2 separate regions of the Homo sapiens genome follow, and region 1 is linked to region 2. A link is a loop called in an ENCODE intact Hi-C map of the cell type or tissue named here. Cell type or tissue: natural killer cell. All regions are shown on one strand. Links, peaks and the distances in the headings refer to the core of each region. The heading gives the core; the rest is flanking DNA.

Region 1 (8,090 bases), core at 47-8,046, 52 kb after region 2:
ATGACTGTTAAATTGCTTGAAATAGTATTGTACTAACTATTAACCTTTCCTATAAGTAATTTAAGCCATATTTCATAAATCCAGGGAATGTGTTATTTTTAATTTATTATGGCAGTGTGGAAAAGCTCAGATAGGTAACCTGAGGAAATAGTAGTTGATTTTTGGGGGAGGGGAAATTCTTAAAGACAGACCTTGTTTTTTTAGAAATAGAAAGCGCTACTTTGCTCCCATGAAAGCTGTTAGCTCTGGGTATGGTTTATAGTTATTGTGATCCACAAGTGTTTATTTCCATGTCAAGTTAACATATCACAATCCCCTGGTGAAATATAGGAAGACCCATAGATTTCTCCCTTTTTCCATGTTGATATCGTAATAAGGTTCCACTGTAAGTATTCTGTGAAGCATGTTTAAGAACACTTGTTCCTTCCTTAGTCTAAGCATTCCTCTTTACTATCTTCTTTTCATAAAGTGACTGAGAAATACACAGTTTAGTTTTCACCAATTTAATTTCAGGGCAGAAACCCAACATTGAAGCAGTACTTTCAGTGCATCATAAATATAATTTTAGTGTTAGTAAAATTACTGGTAATATAAACTGTTAATGAAACTAATAATATAACCTGGAAGGCATTATAATTCTAACATTTTAAAATCTCATTTCATTTTGAAATCAAGTCTCTGTGGTAGATGTGGTCTAGTTTTGTTCAAGAGACAGATGAGTCAGAGTTTGTGATTTGTGTAATATGCTACTAATGAGTGACAGAGCTGAGAGTAGAACCTAATTTTTCTGCTGCCTAAAGCAGCAGTTTTTGCCATACCACTCTGCCTCTTGTATAAACATAAATGTTTTCATCTTAAAAGGTAAACATTGCCTCCAGATTTAGTTTTAACTGTATTTAGCTTTATTCAGAAAGATTTGTTATACTCATTTTGTGTAGGAAAGGTACAATGATTTCCACTTCTCTTATTTACATTTTCTAATCCCTTTCTTTCTAGTTTTTAGAAGTACCCAGATTTGACAAAGAAAACCCTTTTGAAGGCCTGGATGATATAAATCTGTGGATTCCTCTAAGTGAAAATCATGACATTTGGATAAAGACACTGACTTGTGCTTTTTTGGACAGTGGAGGCACAAAATGTGAAATTCTTCAATTATTAAAGCCAATGTGTGAAGTAAGAAGATTAATTAGTCTGATATAATTCCTTGTTTATGACCTGTTTATCTAAAGAGTGCTGTGATACTGCACATCATCTTCACATAATATCACCCCCACTCAAACTGTTGTAAATTTATTAAAGTGAGCATCCGTATTTAGTCATAACTTTATGCATTAGGTTTCAGCTTCGGGATAGCAACATACTAGAGGAGTTCTAAGGGGTGCCTTGAATAATTTGTTACTAATGATAGTTAAAATACTGCTGATTATAAATTATTTGCATTAACCAAGAGCCTGTTCTAACTTTGTTTACGTCTTCTGATAAGAGCACCTTTATTTTCCCTGATATGCTTTCTTGAATAAGAAAAAGGAGTGGGGCAGCAATCAGCATAGCTTTTTTATTTTTGAGGATATAGTACAATTTATCTCAACGAAGAGTAAAGGTACATACCAAATGAAACAAAGTTTGTACTCTTCCATCAAATGTGTAATCTAAAACAGCATACTATGATGCTCTAAGATTTACAGAGTTAATTTATAGCACTGTCAAATGTGATTCAACAGAAATGTGAAAATACAACATCTGATGAGGTCAAACATCTGCTGATTACAGATAACTGATAGAGAAGTATTTTCGTAATGTACTCACATTGAAAGCAATGTAAGAAGCAGTTCTTATTTTCTACAGAAAAAGTAGTGACAGTGAATAAAACATCACCTTCTCTGCAATACTACACCGCACTCATACCAATTCAGCAGAGTGGTACCCTGAACACACATACAGCTTATTTCTCATTAGTGAACAAAGCTAAGATTTTTATAAAGTTTTACCTTTGAGCCAGAAAATAAAATGTTCCAAATATACATATGTACACACCCCATTTGTGGTACTTTAAATTCTCTAGCTCTAAAACTGGTGTTTTGCCTTGTCTTTGGTTTGAAAAAGAAAAAGGGTGCAATTAGTAATCTATAACCTGTCTTATGTGTGTGAAGTATGATGAATATGATGGATATGGAGTGTAATGATTCATTCATATGTTAAATATGGAGTGCGGTGAATAGCAAAAGTAAAGCTGAATACTGTTTTAATGTGCCAGATGTATTGGAGCACTTTTCTGCTCTTTGGAATATACCACAAATAATTACCCAAATTTTATGCCCAGAAGTTGGGCTTATTAAAAAATAAACATTTTTAACATGACTGTTGTAGTTCTTCACTGAGGTTAGAAAATGCATAAAAATCAGATTTCCAACTTTTGTCTTAAACTTTTGATACCTTTTTCCCTCTTCTATCATATCAGAAAACTCCTTCTGTTACTAACGCTTTTCAACTCTGAAATTGTATTTAAAGTGGTGATATAATTTCATTTGTAAGCAATATTCTGTTTCATTATGGTAATGGCCTAGACTGGAAATAAACAGTTACAGTGTCACTAACATATATATTTGATATTGATATACTAGCCTAGTGTGGTTTTTTAAACACCACCTAATACATGTTTTTTGTTTGTTTTTTTAGCAGTATGTTGAGTTTATGGCAGATTAATCTATCATCTTTTAGAAATTTAATATGTCAACGGGGCATGAAAATTTTAAGTAAAATGTATTAATTTTACTCATTTTTACTCAAACTATTGGGTGGATTTGTTTGTATATTCTAGGTGAAAACTGACTTTTGTCAGACTGTACTTCCATACTTGATTCATGATATTTTACTCCAAGATACAAATGAATCATGGAGAAATCTGCTTTCTACACATGTTCAGGGATTTTTCACCAGCTGTCTTCGACACTTCTCGCAAACGAGCCGATCCACAACCCCTGCAAACTTGGATTCAGGTATTCTATTAAATTTTTAACATTAATACTGTAAACTCAGTTCTAGAGAAAGATGGATTTAAGATGGAATCCCACTAAAAGCACTTTACAGGATTAAATCTATAACCTCTAAATTTGTTTCTTCATCTATGGAATGGAGATAAAAGTTGCCAACAGTTGCAACAAGTTTTCAATGAAATAATGTGTGTAAAGTGCCTAGGATAGTACTTGATGTATAGTATTCCCTCAGTACATTTTGGCTATTGATAATGGGTCAACTAATTGAGCTTTCAATATGTGTCAGGCACTGTGCTTGCACTGGCAATATTAATGTGAAAAAGAAACACCCACATTCTAGCAATGGAAAAAACAAACACAATCAGATATTTTAGGTACTGTGGTGCAGATACGATAGAATTTTCATATTTTCAGAGCTCTGGCCAACTCAATTTAAAAAGCAGCCTTTGGCCGGGCACAGTGGCTCACGCCTGTAATGCCAGCACTTTGGGATGCCAAGGTTGGTGGATCACTTCAGGTCAGGAGTTCAAGACCAGCCTGGCCAACGTGGTGAAACCCCGTCCCTACTAAAAATACAAAAATTAGCCGGGCATGGTGGCAGGCGCCTATAATTGCAGCTACTTGGGAGGCTGAGGCAGGAGAATCACTTGAACTCAGGAGGTAGAGGCTCCTGAGGCTCACTAGCCAAGATTACACCACTGCATTCCAGACTGAACGACACAGCGAGACTGTCTAAAAAAAGAAAAAAAACCCTTTGTATAACTATAATTAACATTTAGTGTATATCCTTCTAATTGTTTAAAACAAAAATTGAACTGTACTTTATTTACTCTTATAACCTACTTTCCTTCTATGACATATAATGGGTATTTCTCATGCCAAGAGCATAATAGCAAAAGAAATTCCACCAAGGGTTGGGTATGTATAATACATATATGCATGCTTGAAGGCTCATTATGGGTCAGTTTTTTAAACCTAAATTTTATAAAAGGATACAAAATTCACAGATCTTTATTGTTAACTGTCTTTATTATATATTATTAATGTGTTTTATATGCAAACATAAAGCTAGGTGCAAATTCACTTGTTGTACTTAAAGACCAATCAATTCTAATACAAATGTTGATTTAATGTGATATTTTGCCACAACTAATCTGCTCCTCCCAATCCTTCCAGTCACTTCAGCAAAGGTTGTGATTACTCAGTTCTTCCAATTGTTTCTTTTAGTTTTACTGCTACAACCTTCATTTGACATGACTCTAATGTCATTTAGACTTCAGTTTGCTATGCTTTATATTTTATGTATTTTATTTTCTGTTGGCTAACAGCAATTACAAATCTACTATTTGGAAAAATATAAATTATAAACATAGACATAGATGCCCATCCTGTGATCCTACTAGATTATAGGCTGTTCTCTAAATGATCTAGAATGTGCTTATATGAATTTTCCTTAGGCCACTGAAATGAAAATCCTAAAATAAAAATTCTCATAGAGGCTTTGTAAACTATCTAAAATGTATCTCTTATCTTTAATTGGGAAAATACAGGTATAAGTGATTTAAGCATTTAAAACTTTAATATGTAATTTACAGTACTATTAAAAACAATTTTTATTACATAGTTTAAGGTAATCATTGTTTATGATAATCTGGTAATTTGTTATCATGAACATGGCCAAGACTTTTTTCATGTTTATCACTTATGTATTTATGTCACAACCATTGGAAGGTAAAGTAACTGTTTTATTTTATCTGTATACAGTGCCAATATTTTTATTACCTTAAGTGAAAATTTAAACTTCACATATAAAATTCTGTTATTGAAAAGGAAATACATATTTTTGTAAAATTTAAATGGTGTATCTTTTCTGATGGCTATAAGCCTCATTGCCTTCACTAAACGTCCCATGTGCATCTCAAACTCAGCTGTCCAAAAGCAAACGTGTCATCTTCTTCATCCCTTCCCCCAGCCTACTTTTTTAAATGTGTACCTTTTTGACAAATGGCACTCAGTTGCTTACTCTAGAAACCTCTCTCACGTATTTCATCTGATTACCAAATCTTGCCAATTCCATATTATGAATAACTTAGTCCATTTGTTTCTCTCTGCCCTTAGCATCCTTACTGCTTTCTAGCTCCATGATTTAGCACAGTTGAAATTCTTTCATTAAATTTTCCAAGTTATTTCTTGCTTCCAGCCATCTCAGATATTATTATTATTGCCTGTAGCACTATCCTTTCCTGCTCTGATGACTATTACTCTTCTTTCAGATATCACTTTTTCTTTTTTCTTTTTTTTTTTTCTTTTTTTCTCTTGAGACAGAGTCTCGCTGTGTCACCCAGGCTGGAGTGCAGTGGTGCAATCTCGGCTCACTGCAACCTCTGCCCCTCAGGATCAAGCAATTCCCGTGCCTCAGCCTCCTGAATAGCTGGGATTACAGATGTGTGCCAGCATGCCCTGCTAATTTTTGTGTTTTTAATAGAGATAGGGTTTCACCATGTTGGCCAGGCTGGTCTCAAACTTGGCCTCAAGTGATCCGTCCGCATCAGCCTCCCAAAGTGCTGGGATTACAGGCATGAGCCATTGCACTTGGCCAGTATCACTTTTTCTATGAAACTTTTCTTGTCTAGGTGAGGTTCCCTCTGCTAAGCTTCTGTAGCATTTTAAACTTTCCTATTATAACACTTATCATATTGTGTTGTAATGTCCCAGGCTAGTCAGTGAGTTCTGTGTGGTCTGACATGATCTGTCTTGTTCATGCTTATATACTGAGGACCTAGCACATAAAAGATCTTATTGAATCAATTAATTAGTCCTCCTTTGAAATAAAATATAAATTACAATGTAAGTTCTCACTTTTTTTAAGATAACAGTTTCTTTTAAAAGCAAAAGAAATCCTATTAAATTCCTTCAGAACCAATTTTGTGTTAGGTACTGCCCACCAGAACCTTATAGCATAGTGGGAGACAGACACATAAACAAGAAGGAAGAAGGTGTGTAAGCAAGAATGCCTGGGACTGAGGGGAGATATTTTTGTTTGTCAGAGTCAGAGCACTTTTTCCGATGCTGTTTGGATAAAAAATCACAAAGAACAATGCTTGCTGTTGTGGACTACATGAGAAGACAAAAGAGGTAATGTAATGAGTGTTGCTTCTTACGTTTAGGATCTAGAGTGTAACTTGTTAACTATCGGCTGAATTTTAACATGATTATTTTAGGTGAAGGTGTTGCAAAGTGTTATATTTAATTTGTGTGATATTTATATCTCCTTGCAGTAATCCATATTCAGGATAGCAGTTTGGTTAAATCAGTGTCAAGAACTCTCAATTCTAGTACCAGCTGTACCAGTAACCATGTTACCTTTGTTAAATTATGCAGCCTTCTTGGCTCCAATTTATTTCATCTATGTTAGGGATAGGAGCAAGTGTTTTTCCAAGTTACATTTAGCTGTATTACCCCTCTTTTTACTTTTCTCTTTGCTTTAGTTCTAAGAAGTAAATAGAGTTGTGTAAATGTCTTCTTTATGTATCTTTATTTTAAGATGTAAGTTTCTTTACTGTGTGCAGTGGTCTCAAAATCTGTGGCAATACTGTGCTGTGACAATGTTTATTTTCTTGTTTCTGGTAAATTGTTTTATAGTATAGTATCTTTGTTCCTGTTATTTCTCATGAGATTTTTAACAGTGCATACAGAAATTGCTAGAATGGATGGTCTGACTGATGAGTACTGCTTGAGAGTTGACCAGAACTCTGAAGAAATAGTGTAGTAGGCCTATAATTTGAATAGGTAGGAATCGATGTCTCATAAGTGTGTATGGTGGTGGTAGGGGTGGTTGGTAAAGAATGAGAGGGAGAGGTGAGTGAAAAATGAAATGTTTTTAAGCCTAAATGCATTAATATCTTAAAAAATTAATTCCTATGTAGTCTTAAACCATTCTTCTTCTCTAGTAGAAAAAGAAGTTTTATGCTTTTCAGTGTCTTTGCTTCTGGTTATTTTACCTTAGAGTTTTATACCAGATTATCTTCTGAGGAGGCCTATCAGAAGCTTTAATGTAGTGGAGAGCATTTGTTTTCTTGGTGTTGGGAGGCAGTTTTACCTTTGAGTCATTCATTTCAGACTTACCATTGGGGTAGAATGGTGTTGACATTAGCAGGAGTTGGAGAAGATAAAAATTCTTCATATTCCATTTTAATGCTGAATAAGATCCTGAAGAATATTCCTGGAGAAAGTATGAATGGGATATAGAAAAACGGGTAAAGACATGCATTCAAGTCCAAGCTTGTGCTGTGTAAAAATTACTTGTTATCCTGTACAGTATGTTGGGCAAAAACAAAGAACAACAATAAAACAACAACAACAAAAAAATTGCTTGCTGTCTTTGAACCTCAGTCTTATCATCTTTCAAAATCAGAATAATGTCTGTAGTGTCTTCCTTTCCATGGGGAAATTATTTCACTTCTCTGAACTTAACATTCATCGGAAAATTAACTTTAGTTGAGTGCTTGCTGTGTAGTAGGGTGTGCCTTATTCATCAGCTTTGCAGGCATTATTTAATTGTTGCACCCATTCTCCAAGGTCCATGTTGTTCCAGCATTTGCAAGTAAGGAAACTAGGAAACTGAGGTTTAAGAAGTTAAGTTGCTGAAGATCACACAGCTGGTAGTAGGCAATATAGCTAGATTTGAACCTACCTGTATTGTACTTCAACACTAGTGCTCTTAAGCACTACCATGTCCCATCTCTACAATGCTAGTTTTGAAAAAGATACTATCTATGGTCCCTTTCAATCTTGACCTACCTATTAACACAGTGGAAGATTTTTATTAAGTAACTCAACCTAGGCAATACATTAAGGAGAAAATAAGTCACAATAGGAAAGACATGTATTTGTGTCTTAGATGAAACAATATTTTTTATTAAATTGACTGTTTTAAAGTGTGTGTTGGGGGGTGCTTGTGTGCATTTGTATTAGCTATTCTGTGTATCCTATTCTTAGTCTGTGGTACATGGATTTCTTGGTAGAGAGCAGATATGAACCCCAATTTTGTATCAGGTGATAGTCTACAGGTTTTATCAGATTCTCTGATAGGTTTGA
Region 2 (8,550 bases), core at 301-8,300:
ACCCAGAGAGGTTAAGCAACTTCTGTAGGGACAGAGATTTATAGATTATAGTCAAACTCGTGATCAGTGCTCTTTTGATTACCATGTTGATGGAATGTTTAAGTGTAAGTGACTTCTGGGGAAAAGCATATTGATTTAGATACCTATTGCTTAAGCTCATTTTTATATAGTTAAGAGTAGCTATTTAAGATTCTTAATTTGTCCTTTTAGTCAAGAGTAATTTATTGAACACCTGTTATGGGCTAAGCGTTAGATATACAGAGATGAATAACATAAGACTCCTATTCTTAAGTATCACACATTCTAGAGAATACACAGCAAATGTTTATTGGATTAACTGAATTAATGTAAAGGAAAAACAGTTTTTTGGGTTTCTTTGTTTTCCTGTTTTAGAGGAATCGTTTGGTGACTAAAGAGCAAGGATGTACAAGATAACTCAGAAATAAAATATTGCTAAATATATATATATATATATATATATTTTCTGAGACGGAGGCTCACTCTGTCACCCAGGCTGGAGTGCAGTGGCACAATCTTGGCTCACTACAACCTCCACCTCCCAGGTTCAAGCAGTTATCCTGCCTCAGCGTCCTGAGTAGCTGGGATTCCAGGCATGTGCCACCATGCCCGGCTAATTTTTGTATTTTTAGTAGAGACTGGGTTTCACCATGTTGGCCAGGCTGGTCTCAAACTCCTAACCTCGTGATCTGCCTGCCTTGGCCTCCCAAAGTGCTGGGAAACCACCTGGCCCAAATATTGCTAATTTAATATCCTTTAAAATATTTGTTTAAGGGAAACTTAACAGCTTACCCAGCTAGCCAAACGTTGACAATTTTCCTGCCAATTTAGGAAGTAGGACATAGTAACTATTAACAGCCAGTTTATTTTTAGAGTACTATGGAAATGATGGTGATTCTCTAATTAGGATATTGTAAGAGTACCATGTCTATATATTTCCTTTTAGTTTGTTAATGTGATGGAATAGTTTTCAAATTATCCTTTTTTTTTTTTTTTAGGCTACAGATTGCAACCCAATTAATATCAAAGTATCCTGCAAGTTTACCTAACTGTGAGCTGTCTCCATTACTGATGATACTATCTCAGCTTCTACCCCAACAGCGACATGGGGAACGTACACCATATGTGTTACGATGCCTTACGGAAGTTGCATTGTGTCAAGACAAGAGGTCAAACCTAGAAAGCTCACAAAAGTCAGATTTATTAAAACTCTGGAATAAAATTTGGTGTATTACCTTTCGTGGTATAAGTTCTGAGCAAATACAAGCTGAAAACTTTGGCTTACTTGGAGCCATAATTCAGGGTAGTTTAGTTGAGGTTGACAGAGAATTCTGGAAGTTATTTACTGGGTCAGCCTGCAGACCTTCATGGTAAGTTCAGCATGCATTATGTCTGACTTACAGATAAACACACACAGACACACACACACTCACATATCCCTGATCATTTTCATAGTTTGTTACTTCAGTTAAAGATGTCAAATTCTATTTCAGATGCTTTTCTTGTTTGGCCGAGAAGACTTAATAAATGCATAAGTGAATTTAGTTTCAAATGTTGACAAATTATTAAAGACTAATGTTAAGGAATTTCTTTTTTAGTTAAAAAATTTTTAATTGATCTATAATAGAGTTATATATTATCAAGGTACATGTGATAATTTGACACACTCATATGACACACTCATGTAGGGTGATGGGATATCAGCACCCTACGTATCTTTTCTTCATGCTAGGAACGTTTGAATTATTCTCTTCTTGCTGTTTGGAAATGTACAATAGATTAATGTTAACCGTAGTCACCCTACTGATGTATCGGACACCAGGTCTTATTCCTTCTAATTGTATACGTGTATCCAAAAGACTTTCTTTAAAGAATTATGAAGAGTTTAAATTTCTTTTATGTGCAATTTATCATTATTTATTAAATAGCCATGTTTAAATTGTAGTACTATGCACTGTTAATAAACGAGCTATTTTTTAATCAAGAATCTTCCCAAATGTAATCAGACTTTTAACAGTTTTTATGTTCATTTAGTCACCTTAACTAAATGTATGTGCCAGGCACTGTCCTGATAGATAAAGTCTTTGCCCCTCCAATAGCTTGCTTTTCACAATTGTCCTTTGTTTTGTTATAGTCCTGCAGTATGCTGTTTGACTTTGGCACTGACCACCAGTATAGTTCCAGGAACGGTAAAAATGGGAATAGAGCAAAATATGTGTGAAGTAAATAGAAGCTTTTCTTTAAAGGAATCAATAATGAAATGGCTCTTATTCTATCAGTTAGAGGGTGACTTAGAAAATAGCACAGAAGTGCCTCCAATTCTTCACAGGTAATTTAAGTTCATTAGCATGCTGCTGTTTTTTTTGTTTGTTTTATCAGGCTCTCTCCACTTATTTGATGCCAGATGGCTTTATTTTATAATAATAATGCAGAATTTCCCAGATCTAACCTTAATTATTAAATATTATGTTTGTTTTTACAGTTATCTGTGTCTTTATGCCTGATTGCTTCTGAAATAAAGGGTTGTCTCACTGTGAGAATATGGGGGATGTGCATGAAAAATGCACATATAATTCTTTGAGCATTTATGTGTTCCTTTCTGATTTTTTAAATAAGTAAGTCCATATATTTGAGTCATGTAGATCCTGGATCCTTTCTCATAATGGGAGTGTCTTTTGGGTAAAAGATGTTTTATGAATGAGGTGAGGAAACGAGGAAGACAAAACAGGATGTAAGCACTAGGATAAAGGAATGGAGTCCCTCGTCCACTTAACCTTTCCACAGATTGGTAATTGGAACCAAATGATTGGAGAGCAGACCTCCGAATGGATCCAATTAAAGTACTTTTGCTTTAATTTTACAACCTTTTATTTATTTCAGAAATAATGTTAAACATGCTGTTTCTAAACAGTATTGGAAATGATAATAACAATGGTTGTCCTCCTTAAATTGTCCTTTTAGATATTAAGAAATTTAGTATAGATGAAAGCAATTTTAATCTAGGATCCAAATTTTAGAAGTCAAGATTTATAGCTAAACATGGATGTTAAAGTTTAAAGTATTCTTTACATGGCTTTTGGTCTTCTAAGTGAAGCTTTTTGTTTTTCTTTGTAGTAATTTTCCTCATCTTGTACTGGAGAAAATTCTTGTGAGTCTCACTATGAAAAACTGTAAAGCTGCAATGAATTTTTTCCAAAGCGTGCCAGAATGGTATGTTATCTAATAATGCTCTTTATCATTTTAAGCTATAGCTTTAATTACAAAGATGATAATTTTAGCTGGGTAGTAGCTGCATCTTAATAATTGTAAACTAAATTGGTCCAAAAAAATTGCAACTGTTAGCCAGGGAAGAGGTTGTTTTAATTCAGTGATTGTAATCTATGTTATATAACATTAGACCAAGCTTACTATTTTTTAATGCTGTATAGTATAATATGTGACAAGTGCCAATGAGAAAAACTGAATGGTTATGCTGGGAAATTAAGAATATAAAATTTATATGAAATAAGTTCTTAAAGATGTTACCCATTTCTGTACATCAACTATGATTTGACTATTTGTTAGCTTTAAAAACTAATGATAATTGAAAACAAAAATAAATCTAAACCTGAGTTTAGTTGATTGACTCAAGAGACTTAGATTGTATTGCTGTGACTGAAAATGACTCACTGGCACAAACATTCCTTATCTCCCTCAAGAGGGCAAAAGGATGCGTAACTGCTTACCTATACCAGATGTTAAAGGTTTTTAAACCTATGCTCTTTACTTCCTCTGCTTGGTGAAAAAAGGGATATGTTTGCAGACAATGTTATGCTTAACATTTATATCTGGTGTTTTTAAAAATACTTTCTGAATTTGCCTTTGAGATTGTAACTTGTATTTTTTCTCTATCTATTAGTAAAATTTGCTACTGAATAATGACATTTGATATAAGTAGGTCTCAAAGTCCGAAGAAGAGAAGCATTTAAAAGAATAATCTATTAATTATATAAGTAGTCTTTGAATGATGTAGATACTAGGTTAATGTTTTCCTTTGTAATATATTGCTAATACATATAAGGCAAAGCATTAGGTACTTGGTTTATATATTAAAGATCTTACTTTCTTGAAGTGAACACCACCAAAAAGATAAAGAAGAACTTTCATTCTCAGAAGTAGAAGAACTATTTCTTCAGACAACTTTTGACAAGATGGACTTTTTAACCATTGTGAGAGAATGTGGTATAGAAAAGCACCAGTCCAGTATTGGCTTCTCTGTCCACCAGAATCTCAAGGAATCACTGGATCGCTGTCTTCTGGGATTATCAGAACAGCTTCTGAATAATTACTCATCTGAGGTGAGATTTTTTAAAAAAAGAACTAAGCTTATATATGATTCAACTTTGGTAAACTGTTAGGAAGGAGAAATAGGGGCAGGAAAAACAGCAAGGATGGTGGGAGGCTTCATTTTAAAAGCAAAGTGGCAGTAAAGGGCTCTAAATTGGACAACTTAGCATAATTAAAGGAAAACTCAAGAATAATAATTTGAGTACTTCCTTTGTACTGGAAATTATGGTAGACATAAAATAATTCCTTGTGTAGGTTAGTGAGGAATAGTAAGAGTTTGAGCATAGGGATTATATGATGAAAAAAACCTCTAAATACAAAGGAGGGAAATGTTACAGTAATAGAAAAGAACACGATGTAAACAAATCTAATAGATTTTGGTGGCATCTGAAGAGAGATGAGTGATTAGTAAAGACAATAAATGGACTAGCAATTATTTTAGACGTCATCTAGGAATTTCCTTTAGCCTCAAAATCACGAGTTCTCTTCATGTATACTATTCTCTTGCCAAAACTTGCATTTTTTAAAATGTGAAATGTCTTTCTACCTATTTCTGTGTATTCAGATCATCCACATGTGAAAATCCTTGCTAACGCCTTTCTTAGAATCTCAGAAAGTAAGATTCTAAGAATTTTTATTTTTGAGACAGAGCCTCGCTCTGTTGCCCAGGCTGGAGTGCAGTGACGTGATCTTGGCTCACTGCAACCTCCGTCTTCCAGTTCAAGCAATTCTCCTGCCTCAGTCTTCCGAGTAGCTGGGACAGGCGAGTGCTACCACGCCCAGGTAATTTTTGTATTTTTAGTAGAGATGGGGTTTTGCTATGTTGGCCAGGCTGGTCTTAAACTCCTGACCTCAGGTGATGGACCCGCCTCAGCATCCCGAAGTGCTAGGATTACAGGCGTGAGCCACGGTGCCTGGCCTAATAATTTTTCATCTTTTAATTTCATAGTACTTAATGTTTCACATTTTTAATGGCAGTTAGCATCTTCTTTATACCATGGATATTTACATATGGTTTGTATACAAATATCTCTTGAACTATAACTCTTAAACATAAACTCTTAAAAGGGCATACATGTTTTTATTTATCTTTATATCCTCCACAGTGCCTTATTACATGGTAAATGATTAAATAAAGCCTACAATCCATTCAAAGGAGTGAATTCGGTAGCCAGGGAAAATGACTTGAGGACATGAGAGGGGACAGTGTGCCTCTTTATGATCTTTACTGACATTCTTCTGCACCACAATTGTAACCACTTTCATTACAAAGTAATTTAGTTTTGTATATTTTCTCCTAAAATGCCGTTTCCTACCCTGTAGGAACAAAAAAAATCTGAACATTTTGTGTGTAACTTAGCAGATTCTTAGTAATTCTATAAAATTGTCTAAACTTTTTTTTTTTTTTTTTTTTTGAGATGGAGTCTTGCTCTGTTGCCCAGGCTGGAGTGCAGTGGCCTGATCTCGGCTCATTGCAACCTTCGCCTCCTGGGTTCAAGCAATTTTCCTGCCTCAGCCTCCTGAGTAGCTGAGATTATAGGTGCCTGCCATCACGCCCTGCTAATATTTGTATTTTTAGTAGAGACAAGGTTTCACCACGTTAGCCAGGTTGGTCTCGAACTCCTGACCTCAGGTGATCTGCCCGCCTCGGCCTCCCAAAGTGTTGGGGTTGTAGGCGTGAGCCACCATGCCCGGCCAGCTGTCAAAACTTGTATCTACTAGAAAAAATGTTTTATGCTATTCTGTGGAGTCTAAAAAGCTGAATAAGTCAAGGTTCCTATTCTTCAGAAGCTTAAAATGTCATTTTAATGTCTCTTTATATGACTGTAATTTCTACTTGTGTTCTAAGACTTACAGTCATTTATTTGCCTGTGAAGCTTTTTTTCTTTTCTTTCATCCCTACCTCAAATATTTAAGGGCCTATGTGTACAGTACACCCTCCACCCTAAGATGATATATCCTGCTTGGCCATCAGGAGATACTTAGGCTATTTTTCTTGAGAATCCTGGTTATAATTCTACAGTGATCTCCTAGTTGTTTTTAGAGCTATCCAGGATATGCCACCTTTAACTCAGTTAACTGAACTTTTGTTTTTTAATATGTATGTAGAATTTGTTCTTACAAAAGATAGAGTATACTAAATTATTTATGAAATATATATATTTTTATTTGTGGTTTACTTTAAGATTACAAATTCAGAAACTCTTGTCCGGTGTTCACGTCTTTTGGTGGGTGTCCTTGGCTGCTACTGTTACATGGGTGTAATAGCTGAAGAGGAAGCATATAAGTCAGAATTATTCCAGAAAGCCAAGGTAGGAGAATTTATACTAATAAAGTTTCGGATAAATTTGAATGAAATGTATTCCTGTGAAAATTATTACATTTGTTTGGAAGACATTAAATTTTATGCAGGTTAACCCTTTCTCTTTTATTTATGTAATGTGAGAAGAAATTATACTATGTATTTTTTAAATTGTTTTAATTGTTTAATTTTTAATTATTATTATACTTTAAGTTCTGGGGTACATGATGTAGAGCATGCAGGTTTGTTACATAGATATACAGTGCCATGGTGGTTTGCTGCACCCATCAACTCGTCATCTGCATTAGGTACTTCTCCTAATGTTATCCCTCCCCTAGCCCCCGACCCCCTGTCAGGCCCTGGTGTATAATGTTCCCCTCCCTGTGTCCATGTGTTCTCATTGTTCAGCTGCCACTTATGAGTGAGAACATGCAGTGTTTGTTTTTCTGTTCTTGTGTTAGTTTGCTGGGAATGATGGTTTCCAGCTTCATCCATGTCCCTGCAAAGGACATGAACTCATCCTTTTTTATGGCTGCATAGTATATCATGGTGTATATGTGCCACATTATCTTTATCCGGTCTATCATTGATGGGCATTTGGGTTGCTTCCAAGTTTTTGCTGTTGTGAACAGTGCTGCAATAAACATACGTGTGCATGTGTCTTTATAGTAAAATGATTTATAATCCTTTGTGTATATACCCAGTAATGGGATTGCTGGGTCAAATGGTATTTCTAGTTCTAGATCCTTGAGGAATTGCCACACTGTCTTCCACAATGATTGAACTAATTTACACTCCCACCAACAGTGTAAAAGCATTCCTGTTTCTCCACATCCTGTCCAGCATCTGTTGTTTCCTGACTTTTTAATGATAGGCTGTAAGCATGAAACTCTTTCTTATCTCTTGGTAGTACTCTGTCACTGGTATGATTTGCAAGAACAGAGTATAAGATTTGCCATTTTAAAAAATTGTTAATGAGTTTTGCTTATACTGTATGACTACGTGGAACTTCTAAAAACATTTCATTTTTTCTCTTAAGTGCACTTTATTTTTTATTTTATAGTATGTCCAAGATCAAAGTACACTGTAAAAAGCAATACTAAACTATAATTTTAACTGGAATTTGCATTTTTCCTTCTATTCACAATAGTCTCTAATGCAATGTGCAGGAGAAAGTATCACTCTGTTTAAAAATAAGACAAATGAGGAATTCAGAATTGGTTCCTTGAGAAATATGATGCAGCTATGTACACGTTGCTTGAGCAACTGTACCAAGGTAAGATTTTCTTCTTCTTGTTTTGTTTTTTGAGATAGGATCTTTCTCTGTCACCCAGGCTGGAGTGCAGTGGGATTGTCACAACTCATTGTAGCCTTGACCTCCTGGTTTCCAGCAATTCTCCTGCCTCAGCCTCCCAAGTAATTGGGACTACAGGCATGTACCACCTAGCTAAAATTTTCTTTTTACTTGAAAGTGTAGCCTATGCAGGGAATTGATCACTGGTTGGTGTTACTGTTTTGGTGTCCACTCGTAAGTTTATTTTTTACTTTTATTTTTCTTTTTTTTGAGACAGTCTCTCACTCTTTCACCCAGAGTGAGTGATCACATCACTGCGATCCAGCAGCCTCGACCTCCTGGGCTCACAGCAGCCTCGACCTCCTGGGCTCAAGTGATTCTCCCACCTCAGCCTCCTTAGTAGCTGGGACTACAAGTGTACACCACCATGCCTGGCTGATTTTTGTATTTTTGTAATTTTTTGTATTGATGGGGTTTTACACATTGCCCAGGCTAGTCTCAAACCCTGGGCTCAAGTGATGCTTACATCTCAAAGTGCTGTGATTACAGGTGTCAGCTACCATATCTGTTCACATTCATAAGTTATACAAATTGATTTAAAATTCAGTTG

Evidence for each region. A loop is a pair of places that touch in the nucleus more often than their neighbours do. Peaks named below come from ENCODE experiments on the same cell type or tissue, not always from the same donor. Only the 100,000 strongest peaks of a DNase experiment are listed, where the experiment ranks them.
Region 1: it touches region 2 in a loop (1.8-fold over the local background); 5 of 110 quality-filtered maps call a loop at or near these places.

Annotation. Positions count from the first base shown.
Region 1 is chr11:108,301,857-108,309,946 of GRCh38, forward strand. ATM (ATM serine/threonine kinase) reads left to right here. Exons shown (of 63, transcript NM_000051.4): 36 at 997-1,173; 37 at 2,819-2,996; 38 at 6,041-6,128. It also overlaps a transcript of C11orf65 not described here. Among named protein-coding and RNA genes, the nearest start is that of ATM, 83 kb to the left of the region's middle. In natural killer cell, for the core only: no CTCF peak of the experiment used is centred there; no DNase peak of the experiment used is centred there.
Region 2 is chr11:108,249,685-108,258,234 of GRCh38, forward strand. It overlaps ATM (ATM serine/threonine kinase), which reads left to right. Exons shown (of 63, transcript NM_000051.4): 10 at 1,017-1,388; 11 at 2,153-2,347; 12 at 3,133-3,228; 13 at 4,130-4,355; 14 at 6,531-6,656; 15 at 7,797-7,922. Among named protein-coding and RNA genes, the nearest start is that of ATM, 31 kb to the left of the region's middle. In natural killer cell, for the core only: no CTCF peak of the experiment used is centred there; a DNase peak (open chromatin) is centred at 3,717.